2 separate regions of the Mus musculus genome follow, and region 1 is linked to region 2. The links are chromatin contacts, found by Hi-C or POLR2A ChIA-PET in ENCODE. All regions are on one chromosome and are shown on one strand. Each heading gives the region's core, a stretch centred on a gene start or an enhancer-like site at or near the end of the contact. The rest is flanking DNA. Distances are from core to core; before and after follow the strand shown. Region 1 holds the start of Hspa2 (heat shock protein 2). Region 2 holds the start of Zbtb25 (zinc finger and BTB domain containing 25).

Region 1 (6,767 bases), core at 3,295-5,794, 35 kb before region 2:
AGCCTGGGCTACTTCATACACTCTCAAACAAAAGCATTCTAAATCTATTAGTAGCAAAGTACTTCACCAGATGTTTATGCAATGGCCTGTGTCGTCTTGTTTCACTACATCCTTAAATGCTCACTGCTGGAAGCTTCCACTGGTGTTATACCAGCATAGATTAGTCTGCCTTCACATTTCCAAAGTATCGTCTTTGAAAATGTAAGTATTCTGAAGCAATTTTACAATTGTCCATTTATCTTTCTTCCCCATCTAAATGAGGCTTGTTAAAAGAAACGTCAACTATAAGGTGACAATCCTTTCCAAACCCAATAACCCTTGCTTCCTAATTTTTAAATTAACGCATACTATTTTTCTAAAACTAAATCTGTTACTAACAGAGAAGGATCCACAATAACTTGGAAATATAGCTTCTAAAACTCACTAGTATTTTAAAAATAATGAAGCAAAATCTTATGTTAGGAAGGTATTAAAATGTCTATGAGCTATTAAAACTATTCATTTTCAAATGAACTACTAAATTTCCCCTGAATTCCTCTTACATGAATTTTAAAATGCAATTCCATTAAAAACAAAAACAAGGGGGCTAGAAAGATGGCTCACTGGTTAAGACTGGTCTTCTGAGGTTGTGAGTTCAAATCCCAGCAACCACATGATGGCTCACAACTATCCTTAATGAGATCTGATGCCCTCTTGTGGTGTGTCTGAAGACAGCTACAGTGTACTTACATATAATAAATCTTAAAAAAACAAAACAAAAACAAAAACAAACAAACAAAAAAAAACCCCAAAAACCAAAAAACCAAGCTGGGTGAGGGTGACACACACCTTTACCTTTAATCACTCAGCACTCAGGAGGCAGAGGCAGGCTCCGAATTCAAGGGCCAACAACCTGGTCTACAGAGCAAGTTCTACGATAGTCAGGACTACATAGAAACCCTGTCTCAAAAAACCAAACCAAACCAAAATAAACCACACCAACAAATAAAAAACCAAACCAAACCAAAAACAAAAACCTAAAAAACAAATGGCTCAGCAGGTAAAGGCACTTGCTACCAACCAAAAAATCTGAGTTCGATCCTGGGGGCACACGGTGTAGGGAACCACTCACATAACTAGTCCACTCCCAAATAAATGTGATTTTAAAAAAGAACTGTAACAGTGATTTGAGACAGGTATTGTACAAGCTCTAAGATCTTCAAAGGAGAAAAGGAGCCACTTCCCAAGTAATTACAGCTCCCAGTCAGGTTCTTCCAGAGTTTGCCAGAAGCTCAGACAGTTGAGCTGTTTTATAGGAAATGAAAACAAACTTGACCAGACTGGGACTCAATATTACATCACTCTTAAACTTGCCTGCTGGCTCTTGTTTCAGGAACCTGTATGCCACAAAGCACACTTTCTATAACCCTTTGGCTACTGAGAAAAGATGCTGTCATTTTTGTTACTCTGGAGAAAAGCTATTTTGTACAGGTCTCTGGGATCCAGCCTGTACTGCCCTGTAACACTCGGGTAGCTTTGTTGCTGTTGTTTTAAACTTGAACACTTTAAACTTGAACCAGGGCTTAGGAGGTTAGAGTCACGTGAAGAGACCCCATCAGGTTTCTGAATATTAAAGGGTTATCAAGATTCTTCACCCCCTTAAATTGTTGGTGATTTGTGGCAGGAGCTTCATCTGAGAGGTAGAGAAAACTGGATTAGATGCATTGCACAGCATACTAACTTCTTAAGAGATCAACTCGAGGAAAACATAGGATGAAAAAATTGAAAACGCCAGACAGCAATTTTGAGATCAATTTCAGCTTTACTTTAAATGTGCATTTATGTGTTTACAGAATATACCTGTCTTTAATATCACTGCAGTGCTTACTTTCATCTCATAGTACATAAAAATAAACAATTCAAGCTTTCCTGTGTCTTAGTGTAACCAAGCTTCCACAGGTCAGGTGTGCGAGCATCAGGGTTCTACTTTCAAGCAAATCTCCATGTACATACGTAAGCTTAACAACAACAAAAAGAGCTTAAATCAGCAATCGCTCTAAATGCATTAAAGAGAAACCTCATTTTTCCCCCAAATCAAACTTTTAGAACTAACCTTTTATAACTAAACTAAGTTGTTGCACCTTTCCTTTCATATGTATGCACCAGGCTAAAGACTTCCAATAATAGATCTTACTTGGCACAAGGACATTTAAAAGAAACCAAAACAAAAGGGAGAAAAGGAAAAAAAAAAAAAAAGAAAAAAGAAAAGAAAGGAAAAGAGGTTTACGCGGACTCCAGCGCAAGCCTAGTCCACTTCCTCGATGGTGGGCCCTCCAGAGGAGCCGCCGCCGCCTGGACCGCCTTGGTAAAGTTTGCTGATGATGGGGTTGCACACTCTCTCAAGCTCTTTCTGCTTGTGTTCGTACTCATCTTTCTCTGCCATCTGGTTTCGGTCAAGCCAGTTGATCACCTCCTGACACTTGTCGAGGATCTTGTTTTTGTCCTGCTCGCTAATCTTGCCCCTCAGTTTCTCGTCTTCCACGGTCTGCTTGATGTTGTAGGTATAGGACTCCACCGCATTTTTGGCTGCCACGCGATCGCGATTTGCTTCATCTTCCGATTTGTACCGCTCCGCCTCCTGCACCATCCGGTCAATGTCGTCTTTGCTCAGCCGACCCTTGTCGTTGGTTATGGTGATTTTATTTTCTTTACCGGTGCTCTTGTCGGCAGCAGTGACGTTAAGGATGCCGTTGGCATCGATGTCAAAGGTGACCTCGATCTGGGGGACCCCACGGGGTGCTGGGGGGATCCCAGTCAGGTCGAACTTGCCCAAGAGGTTATTGTCCTTGGTCATGGCCCGTTCGCCCTCGTACACTTGCACCAGCACGCTGCTCTGGTTGTCTGAGTAGGTAGTGAAGGTCTGCGTCTGCTTGGTGGGGATCGTGGTGTTTCTCTTGATGAGTGGGGTCATGACACCGCCAGCTGTTTCGATGCCGAGCGACAATGGAGTCACGTCGAGTAACAGCAGATCCTGCACATTTTCCGACTTGTCGCCGATGAGGATAGCCGCCTGCACAGCGGCGCCGTAGGCCACCGCCTCGTCGGGATTAATGCTCTTGTTCAGCTCCTTGCCGTTGAAGAAATCTTGCAGGAGCTTCTGGATCTTAGGGATGCGGGTTGAGCCGCCCACCAGCACTATCTCCTGGATCTGGCCCTTGTCTAGCTTGGCATCGCGCAGCGCCTTTTCCACCGGCTCCAGGGTCCCTCGGAAGAGATCGGCGTTGAGCTCCTCGAAGCGGGCGCGGGTGATGGACGTGTAGAAATCCACGCCCTCGTAGAGCGAGTCGATCTCTATGCTGGCCTGCGTGGACGAGCTCAGGGTGCGCTTAGCGCGCTCGCAGGCGGTGCGCAGCCGGCGCACAGCGCGCTTGTTGGGCCCAATGTCCTTCTTGTGTTTGCGCTTGAACTCCTCCGCCAGGTGGCTGACCATACGGTTGTCGAAGTCTTCGCCACCCAGGTGGGTATCGCCGGCCGTGGACTTCACCTCAAAGATGCCATCCTCGATGGTCAGGATGGACACATCGAAGGTGCCCCCGCCCAGGTCAAAGATGAGCACGTTCTTCTCGCCGCCCGCACAGCCCTTCTTATCCAGGCCGTAGGCGATGGCCGCTGCTGTGGGCTCATTGATGATGCGCAACACGTTGAGGCCGGTGATGGTGCCCGCATCCTTGGTGGCCTGGCGCTGCGAGTCGTTGAAATAGGCAGGAACAGTGATGACTGCGCTCTGCACCTTGCCCCCCAGGTAGGCTTCGGCGATCTCCTTCATCTTAGTGAGGACCATGGAAGAAATCTCCTCAGGGAAGAAGGTCTTCATCTCCCCTTTATATTCCACCTGCACTTTGGGCTTCCCACCTTCGCTCACCACTCGGAACGGCCAGTGCTTCATATCGGACTGCACTGTGGCGTCCTCGAACTTCCGTCCGATCAGCCGCTTGGCGTCGAAGATGGTGTTTGTGGGGTTCATGGCCACTTGGTTCTTGGCGGCGTCGCCGATGAGACGCTCGGTGTCAGTGAAGGCCACGTAGCTGGGGGTGGTGCGGTTACCCTGGTCGTTGGCGATGATCTCCACCTTGCCATGTTGGAATACCCCCACGCACGAGTAAGTGGTGCCCAGGTCGATGCCGATAGCCGGGCCGCGGGCAGACATCCTGACTGAAAAAACAGGCAAAGCAACGTTAGGACGAAAGCGTCAGGAGAGGCAAGCGCAAGCCGGGACCTGAGCCAACGGTCGCTTCTCACAACTCTCCACGAGCGCGACTAGCGTCTCCCGGAGACCTCTACGGGGCTTCTGGTTCTTATAGTCCCCTCCTCCCTGCCTGCTGGAAACTCTCAGAGCCAATCGGTCCCCGGGCCCGCCCGCTCCAACCCGTCCGGCGCTCCCACAGGCTTGCCTGGTCGGAGTGACCAGCCGGTGGTCCAACTGATATCTAGTTGGGTGAGGCGCTTGACGCCAGCCTTGGGCAGGGAGACCAAGGGGCGGCCGTTATGCAAATGAAGCCCCGCCCAGTGCCTCCAGCCGCTTTGGGGGCGTTAAGCTCGCGCCAGGGGAGCCAGTGTGAAAGCCCCCTTTCCCGTTCTCTTTGCCTTTTCTAAAGCGTGATTCGCTAACATCTTTCAGATTGGCGGGGCAGATGCCCAATGAGCAGCGCAGAATCCGAAGCGTGTGGCAGGGAGGCGCGGGGCGGGGCGCGCGGAGGCAGCACGGAAGGGGCGCTGGCCTCCGAAAGGGTTTCTGTACCGTTCGGTGTCGGGTGCCGCCACTGACTCGGCTCCCGGGGCCCGAATTCCTTCTAGGGCGGTTGCATCGAATACAGAACGGCTGGGATCGGTTCTCGCCTTCCCTGCCCCTGCTGTTCCTGTAGCGGGGACTGGGGCTGGGTGAGGGGCGGTTCCAGGGCGGGGACTGCGAAGTTGGGCGGGTACGAGTCAGTACCCCTCCCCCTTCCCAGCGCGTCTCAGAAAGTGCGCGACCGGGGAAGGATGCGGGGTGCTTACCCGGGAGGCGGGTGGCTTCCCGCGCAGCGCGAGCGGCTACGGCTCGCGAGCCGCCTCCGCCCAACTTTCTCCCTCGGCTTTCCTAGTTTATTTTCTTTCAGGCGCCCTAATGGGCGGTTTTGACTTCTTGGTGGCACTGCGTAATAAGCCAGTGTCACCCCTCTGACTCCCGTCCCCGCACGCGTGATCTTGTTAAGGAATTAGTCCTTTTGCGCGGAGTTCGGTTGAATGAGAAGAATAGGTTGGCAGCACAGACTTGTGAGAGGAAGTAGATGAAAAAGAGTCTTTGGCACTTGTTTAGCCGGAATCTGAGAATAATTTTGGAAAGTATTCTCTGGAACAAGGGGGTGGGCAGAAGCTGGCTCCTGTAAAAGGACTCCCTACAGGAAAACGGAGACCTGTAATGTAGAACGACCGCCTCGCCTTACGGATGGGAAGCTGAGGACAGTCGTCGCTGTAAAACTTTGACAGGTGCCCAATATGAGATGAAAAGAACAAGGGAAACGGGCCTAAGTCGTGTGATAAGGGGGTAAGCCAGTCCGGTGACAACAGAGGGCAGGGAGGGGCACACAGAGCCTGAGGGGAAAACATCAAAGCATCCCTGAGGAGGTGACATGCCTAACTCCTGCAAAGGAGAGTAAGAAAAGCATTCTTTATCGAGGTTGAGGTGGTGGAATGTGGGCGACGAGGAGGGCAGAAGAGTTCAGAATTGAAGATTAGAATCTGGATATGTTAAGCAACTTTTTGTGCTTTGGGGTGTTTGTTAGTTTGTTTGTTTTTGTCTTCGAAGCTCCAGGAAAGAAGCACCCCTCTGAAACTGGCCAGTAAGTCGTGTGAGACAGTGATGGAGAAGACAGTATGAGAAACATGAAAGTTTTCGTTGTCTAAAAGGTAATGTTGACAGAATTCAATAAAAAACTTTAAAAGAGCTTTTGATTAAAAAAAAAATTATCTGTGTGTGTGTATGCAATGTGGTGCAGAGGCCAGAATTAGAGACCCTAGAGCTAGAGTGACATTTGGTCCTGAGCCACCTGACACAGATGCTGGGAACTGAACCCAGGTCCTTTGGTGAAGCAGTAAGTGTGCTTACCCTCGGAGCCATCTCTCCAGCTCAGAGTTCTACAAAACTTAATCGGGAAAGTTTTAAAGATTCTTTCTATTCCTATATGTAATTTACAGTTTCAAAACCACGTTTGCCATTGGCAACTGCAGTTCTCTATTTTCCATGAAAGAAACTGAAGAAAAACTTGAAATAGGAAAGGATTAAAGAAAATATCAGACCATATGTGATAGTCTGTGCTTATATACCCAGCTCTGGGGAAATTCAGCGAAGAGGAAGAGAGGGGATGGAGCTGAAGGGATGGCTCAGCTAGGAAGGGGACTAACTACTCTTGCAGGGTCCTGGGTTCTGTTCCCAACATGCATATGGCGGTTCACAACCACCATTAACTCCAGTTCTAGGGAATGTCACCACTCTCTGACGTCCTTGGGCTTTTGTATTCAAGTGCACATAAACTCATAAAGGCACGCACATACATACATACATACATAAGTAAAAAAATAAATAAACCTCAGGCAAGCAGATGGTACACATCCATGTAGACAAAACACCTTTATTATATTATTGTTATTATTATAATATTTTTAAATGAATCTTTAAATATGGAAGGTAGCGGGCTGGAGAGATGTCTCAGCAGTTAAGAAGCTAGCAGCTTGCTCTTATAGAGGGCCTG
Region 2 (7,136 bases), core at 3,613-6,112:
TTGGCAGTGGTCTCTGTGGCAAGTGTACCTACTCATTCCCAATGATGAGTGAGCTAAGCTCTCTCCACTGGAAGGGTTTGTTTTAATGAGTGTAGTCTGCATAAAGCAATCGGATAAGAGATTGCAAATCTGCTAAGGGCGAGAAGTCCTCCAAGGTGAACCGCATGAGGTCTAACCTAAGCATACAAACTTTCCCATGTTACTAAGTTATAGAGTATGACGTCAGCTTGATGCAAGCCCCCCCCCCCCAATCTGGAAATTCTCATCAATCTGAGTTATGAGAAGAAAGCATGAGCCTGTGAAGGGGCACAGGCCAGGGTGAGGCACACAGAGCAAGATGCTCCAATGCTGCCTTCACGGTTTTAAACAAGGAATTGATTGTTCGCCCTGATTACCTCTGGGGAGTGGGAGTCAGAGTGACTTTCAGTTTTGTATTTTATGTACTTTAGTATAGTCTGAACTTTTATAAAGAGCATCCGCTTTTATCATTGAAAAGGTATTTCCACTTTGAGAAAAACAGGCATAAATAACTTAACAGACTCACATAAAAAGATGAATGAACAGCAAAGCATTTTCATTATTTTATCACCAGAGGCACTACCACAAGAAACTATCAAAAAATACTTCAGAGACCTAAGTGAACTTCAAGCACATGTTTTACATATTTAACCCTCCCAAGACAAGAGACTGCAGCCTAAAAACATTTATTTTTCTGCATTCTAACACAACTCCCCTCCCCTTTTAGGCAAAGTCTGTGACCTGTCTAGAGAAGAACAGGCCTTTAAAAAAATAAAATAAAAAAGAAGGCAGTGGGCTGGTGAGATGGCTCAGTGGGTAAGAGCACCCGACTGCTCTTCCGAAGGTCCGAAGTTCAAATCCCAGCAACCACATGGTGGCTCACAACCATCCATAACGAGATCTGACGCCCTCTTCTGGAGTGTCTGAAGACAGCTACAGTGTACTTACATATAATAAATAAATAAATCTTTAAAAAAAAAAAAAAAAAAAAAAAAAAAAAAAAGGCAGTAACATTTTTTTCCTGAATGGTGTTACAAGGAACACTGGGCACTTTGAAAAGGCCCCCAATTGTACTGACAAAAGTGGAGGGAGGAGTGTGGAGGAATGAGGAAGCAGAAGGTACAAACATTTGGCAGCTACTATGACATAGAAACACACAGTCCTGAGCAGGACTGGCAGCACAAACCTGTAATCCTAGCACTGTGGCTGCAGAAGCAGGCACATCCCTCAAGAGGTTGAGGCCAGCTTGGTCTACAAGAGTGAGACCCTGCTTCACAAAAACAAAAACCCCACAAGGTCAGAAGGCTGGGGTGGAGGTGCAGGCCCGTTATCCCACCACTAGGTGAGAGGTTGAAGCAGGAGGACCAAAAGCTAAGGCTGGCCCCAGACCAAACAGTGAGACTCTAGCTTTAAAATACAAAACAAAACAAAACAAAAAAACCCCATAAAACAGCCGTCAAGGTGATCCATGCTTTTAATCCTGACATCCAGGAGGCAGAGACAGGTGTATTTCTGCCTTTGAGGCTAGCCTGGTCTACAGAGTGAGTTCCAGGATAGCCAGGGATACACTGAAAAACACTTGTCTGGAAACACCAAAAACCAAGTTACAAGATCAGGAAGCTGTGCTCGTGGCCTGGTTAAAATGGGTTCTTTCCTGACAACGACACAGCAGCAGTGGTGCAAACCAGCAGGCATAATGTTAGGAACTGGAAGAACACAGCCAGCTGGAAAGACTGCTCAACCAGGTCTACTCAACAGCATGAAAACTGAGGCTTTGGGTTTTTAAATTTTAATTTCTAATGATGTGTATGTATGTGGGGGGAGGGGTGTGCACATGAGTACAATTGTTCTAGAGTCCAGAGCTCCCTGGAAATGAAGTTACAGGTAGTTGTGAGCTGCTTGGGATGGGTGCTGGGAGTCAAACTTAGTTCTTCTTGAAGGAAAGGCAAGTGCCCTTCACCCCTGAACTATCTCTCCAGCCCTGAGTTTTGTTTTTTGAAAAAAAGGTCTCGCTATGTATGCCAGGTCCAGGTTAGCCTCAAACTCTTGATCCAACCTCTTGAAGTGCTGGGATTATAGACGTGCACAACCACACCCTATAAAACTTGCTGTCAACGGAGAAATTCTGGTGTTAAAATGAGTGCAAGTGGCTGGAACACAGCACTGTACCGCAGAACTTCTAAGCCTTAACCTTTGGAAAAGCACTGCACTGCACCTCGGCTGCGTTAGGTCCGTCTGTTTCTTTAAGAGGAAGAAACCCCATGCAGCTACCAATGCCACTCAGTATTACTGAGACTTTAGGGGATAGTGATTCAAAAGGGAAGTTTTACAGTTCTAGGCAACTGACCATCCATCCATCATTTGGGCTTCAGCCTCTTGTACCTTCATTCTTTCCATTTCTCCAGATCATATCCATTTGAGGTGACAAAATTCCAGAGAACCTATTTTATACCTTTTAAAAAACATGGTTGCTTTAAAACAGTCATAAGAACTACATCGATTTCCCCAGTCGACTTCAGGGTGCCTCAAACTTCGGCTCAAGAAATTCTAAGTGGTCTTGGAAAGCCTCAGAACAAGCCTATCACCCCAAAATTTAGGATTTCCTGAGGCAGGAGAATTATATCCAAGCGATCCTGGGCTACCTAGCCAGACCTTGTCTCAAAACGGGGTGGGGGTCGGGGGGAAATGCTTGGAACGCTTTGTGGATTCCAGTGTCAAAGGGGAAAATGTTGCCGCAGCGATTCATACTGTACGGAAATACAGTCTGACCAGTGGAGAATCTACATGTACCGTCACAGCGACATTCGATTTGGGAACATGATCACACACATACAAAACCCTATCCCCAGAAAACAAGGACTTTCATTAACCTGTTCTAGACCCGTCCGAGTTGGAAAATGTCTTGTCAAGCCCTCAGATCACGTGGACGAGTGGCTAAGGTGGAAAGGGAGCCTGGGAGCGGCGGCTGAGCCCAGATCCACGCCTGCACGCTTCAGCAGCAAGGACTCCAGATCGCCACCCAACTAGCTCACCGCCTCCACCAGAACTTCTACTTGTAAGCGCCCACCACTGGAGGCAAAAAGCACTTTCTTCTCGGGACTCGGGGGGCGGGGGGGAGGATCTCGTACACAGAAAACCCCCCAAACCCCCGAGACCTACCACTTTGGACCCGAACAAAAAGCGTGTGTGCTGAGGAGCGGGGGTGGGAAAGAGCGAAGCAGGAATCCGCGCGGCCCAGCCGCCTCCTCCCTCGGAGCGCGCCCAAGTCTGCGGCCTCCGGCTCCGGGACGCTCCCCTCCCACCGGCCGCCCAGCCGCAGCTGGAAGTTAGCGAAGCGCGCTCTGGGCCCGTCAATCAAGCGCGGCCTCCCGCCTCCACCTCCCCTCCCCCCACCCCCCCAGCACAAAATAAAATAAAGGGAAAAGAAGTAATTTGGGAAGTCGTCTGGAGAGGGGATTCGTCCGGAACCCGGAGAGGCCGCGCGCACCGGACTGACGGCCGGCCCCGAGCGAAGCCGCTCGGCAGACCCCCGCCACCGGCTCCTCGCCGCGCGCTTTCCACGCTCCGGCTCCCCGCACCGGTCGGCGCCGCCTCGGCCACGCACTCCGCCAGGCCCGTGGCCCAGCTTCGGCCAAAGTTGCGCAAATGGCCCCGACGACTGGCAGCTACTCACCGGGCGCGGTGGGACGCGCGGCTGCGGAGGTTTTATGGAGTTGAGGGCAGCGGAGCCGCTGGGAAGGCGGGCGGAGGCGAGGGGCTGCGGGCTGCAGTTGACGGCGCGCGGCGCTCGGCTGGGCTGCGCCGAGACACTCCGGGCTCTGCCAGGGACTGCGCTGCAACAAAGGACTTCCGCTGCCGCACAGCCGCGCCTGCCGCACCGCACTGAGCCGGCCCCGCTTACGCGGCGACTCCGGGTCTGCCCACCAGTTCGCGGCGGCGTCCGCCAGCCTTCCCCTCCCTCTCGCCCGCCCACCCACTCCGCCGCTGGCGGCTAGGGGCACCCGCGGTCGCCTGTTGGTTGCAACAAGTTTCTGCGTCGGGCCGGGGAGGCTGGCACTGCCCGCAGCGCGGGCGCCCGGGCGGCGGCGGCTGGAGCAGCACTGTCGCCCCTCTCCCCGGAGTCGGCTTGGCCCTCCTCCTGTTTGCACAGCTGGACGCCACTGGGATCCTCCCGACTCCCCCAGGGCTGGATGCCGATCGCCCTCTACCCAGATGTCAGACCCCTGTCCCGCAGGGCCCCGCAGTTGGACCCGCCCCCGCGCTCCACCCTGGACGCCTGGAGGGGGGGGTGACACTCTCGTCCCGTCCAGCCTAAAGCCTGTCCGCTCGGGGTCCTCCGTGCCCCCCGACTCCTCTTCGCGTGGGCCCGCCAGCCTCGGGCCTGAGTCACTTCCCCCGCCATGCCCCGCCCGGCCCGCCTCCCTCCCTGGCTCCCGCCGCATGTGGCTGCCTGCCCCGCGCCCTCGTCCCCCTCCCGCGCCAGACGCCGGTGCATCCTTGCCCGTCCCCACCCAGGGCCGAGGGGGCACCCGTGGTTTTTTTTTGTTTTTTGGGTTTTTTTTTTTTTTTTTTTTTTGCACACGCCGGGGAAAGTTCCCAGGTCACGCCAAGACGTGTGGGGAGCCAGTGACGCTCGAACTTGTCCCCACACTTCCGCCTCCAGTCACGACTGGGGACCGTGGCAGAGGCGCGCCCGGAGCGCGGGGCCGACCCCCGCCTTGGCCACTCGGGCGGGCAGGCAGGCGCGCGCGCACGCACGCACGCACGCAGGCAGGCACGCACACTAGCCGGGGTGCCGCTCGCTTCCCGGCAGTCCGGTCACGTGGGCCGGGCGCGGGAAGCCGCGCGAGAGCAGCCCGCCGGGTGCGTGAGCGGGCGCAGCCGCGTGGTGTGCGCCGCGCGGGAGCCCGCCCCTCCCGCACAGAGAAGCCCGCCCGCCAGTCCGCCGCCGCGGCGGAGTCTGGGTAAGCAACGCGGCCCTGCCCCTGTGGGCTGCTCCGGGCTCAGTCCCTCCCGCCGCGAGCCGCCCGGGCGGCGGCTGCAGCTGCACCCGTCGCGGGACAGATGCAAGTAGCCGGGGAGAGGGGTGCTGTTTTTGGTCCGTTGGAGATGTCAGTCAGGGCCCAAGGAGGACATTAGCAACGGCGAGCGAGTGCTGGGCGCGCGGAGCCGCCCCTGGCCGTGGGCCGCCGGGGCCTAACGCGGGCGGGATGGCGCGCGCGATTGCCGCACAGCCTTAGAGCCCATTCCCGCTGCGGGCCGGGCTCCGAGCGGGCGCAGAAGCCTCAATCCGTCTGTGTCAGCCGGGTCCTGGGCGGCCGCGTCAGGCCTCCAGGCTCTAGCAAGTGGGCGGGTGTCCAGATCGGGCTGCGCAGCCCTCACTCTCCCCTCCCCCATCCAGTTTGTGAGTACCTAGCATCTAGGGCAAGTAGCCCCCTACCCTAATAATTAATTTTTCTCTTAGCCCAGTGGTTTTTCATTTTGAATTCTGGCCCCCATCTTATATCATCGTCTCCCTAGCACTCATTTGGAGGAATCAAGCCGTTATCAGTTGCTTAGGTAACGCACTGCGCTGTACCTGGAACCTGATAGCAGCTAGTGTTGTGTGTTTTATAAATTAACTCCCATCTCCCTCTAAGGGATTAAAGTTGGCCTTCTTCCTCGAGGGACTCCAGCAAGTCCTTCAAAAGCTGCAGAGCTGTCGATTGACAGAATTGAAGTACATCTTAGAATCAGAGTTTTTCAGCTGAAAAGGACCTTAAATATCGAGTCCATCCCTCATTTCACAGCTAACACCCGGCCTAAGAAGCAGAGTGTTGCCCGATCAAAGTTTCTGCACCTTTCATAATTAGCCTCAGGACTGCAGTGCCAGTTTATCCTGCTTTGGACAGTGTATACTCCAGAAGTGATTAAAATTACATCAGGTTTACAGGACTTCTCAAGTTGATAGCCCAGGCTAGTGTAGAAGTAGCAATGGATCTTAGGTCGGGCTCTCACTCGCAGGAACTAAGAGTGTATGCCCCCTGGTCTGGCCACGTGTCTCGGCCTTAGGTTTAGGCATCATTCTTGAAGCAACCTAGATATAGGTACATAGCCACTGCCTGACTTGGGGGTGGGATGAGTAGGTGTGAAATAGTCAAGATGGCTGGGATTCAGTTAGGGAGCAATGAGACATCCTGGGTGGTCAGCAAGAAGACCCCCACCTACCCCACCACACACTAGACTGTCATGCCCAGTACTATAATAAGCTGTAAGGAGTTTCCAGTCAGGTTTAGTTTTGTGTGCTAACCTTTGCCGGCAGTTTTAATAACTGAATTCCCTAAAAGGGTAGTATTGTCTTGTTATAAATATGTTTTAAGTCGGCAGAAGTGAGTGAGCCAGAGAGGTATACCTGACTGTGGTGACAAGAGTAGTTGGCAAAGGAATGTGAGTCTCAATCACTTATCTTCCAAGCCTAGTCAGTGCTCTTTCGCATTACATCTTGCTCCCCAGGAAGGGGGTGAGAGAATCGCCTGTGGCTGATTTATTGGCGCCTGTGGTTGCTCAGAGAGGCCAGGCAGGACTTTCAGCTGCCCTCTATGCCTTACAAAGTGGAGCTATGTACTTCCACCCGATCTCCTGAGGGGAATGCAAAGGAGCCAGGCTGTCTAGCTGAGGAGGAGGGGCCTGAGCGGCTTGGCAGTAAAATCTCCTAGCACGCTGGGAAGTGCAGCATAGTGCCTAACCTACCGCTGACCCAAAGTGATTTATTCCCTGCAAGCTGCTGGTGGTATCTGACCAATTTGTCCATTTTTGAAGTAAGAGCTAGGAAAGAGTTGGCGAACTGTCAGAGTTCCTATAGAAAAGCAGTGCAGGTGCTCTTATTTTGATGAATTGTAAAGTAGCCCTACACCACTTCCTGTGCCCCCTTTCTGCTTGTTTATCCCACAGAGCAAGTGCATCTGAGTCCTTAGAGAAAGCCAAAAAGAAAATAGTTGATAGTAGTTACCTCTACCAGCGATGGAATTGGATCCTTTGATCTCCACTTCATGCCAGTTAGATTCCTCAGCCACTGCTTCTTCCTTTAGTCTGTCGAGATGGCTCATCAGTTGAGAGCGCTTACTGTGCATATAGACAAC

Evidence for each region. Hi-C counts contacts between places; a loop is a spot of excess contacts on that map. ChIA-PET counts read pairs that join two places held with the same protein, here RNA polymerase II (POLR2A).
Region 1: a map of gastrocnemius shows a loop between it and region 2 (7-fold over the local background). The contact joins the promoter of Hspa2 here to the promoter of Zbtb25 in region 2. A Hi-C loop is called at or near these places in 13 of 37 maps with a recorded cell type or tissue (CH12.LX, adrenal gland, gastrocnemius and 2 more). POLR2A ChIA-PET finds 5 or more read pairs at or near these places in 4 of 5 experiments (Patski and embryonic stem cell).

What each region holds. Positions count from the first base shown.
Region 1 is chr12:76,401,953-76,408,719 of GRCm38, reverse strand. It overlaps Hspa2 (heat shock protein 2), which reads right to left and starts at 4,544. Exons shown (of 2, transcript NM_001002012.1): 1 at 4,431-4,544; 2 at 1,782-4,191. The coding sequence starts at 4,186. The coding sequence ends at 2,285. 4930426I24Rik (RIKEN cDNA 4930426I24 gene) reads left to right here and starts at 4,726. Exons shown (of 4, transcript NR_166810.1): 1 at 4,726-5,563; 2 at 5,825-5,925.
Region 2 is chr12:76,367,286-76,374,421 of GRCm38, reverse strand. It overlaps Zbtb25 (zinc finger and BTB domain containing 25), which reads left to right and starts at 4,862. Exons shown (of 3, transcript NM_028356.2): 1 at 4,862-4,982. It overlaps Zbtb1 (zinc finger and BTB domain containing 1), which reads right to left and starts at 3,902. Exons shown (of 2, transcript NM_178744.3): 1 at 3,692-3,902.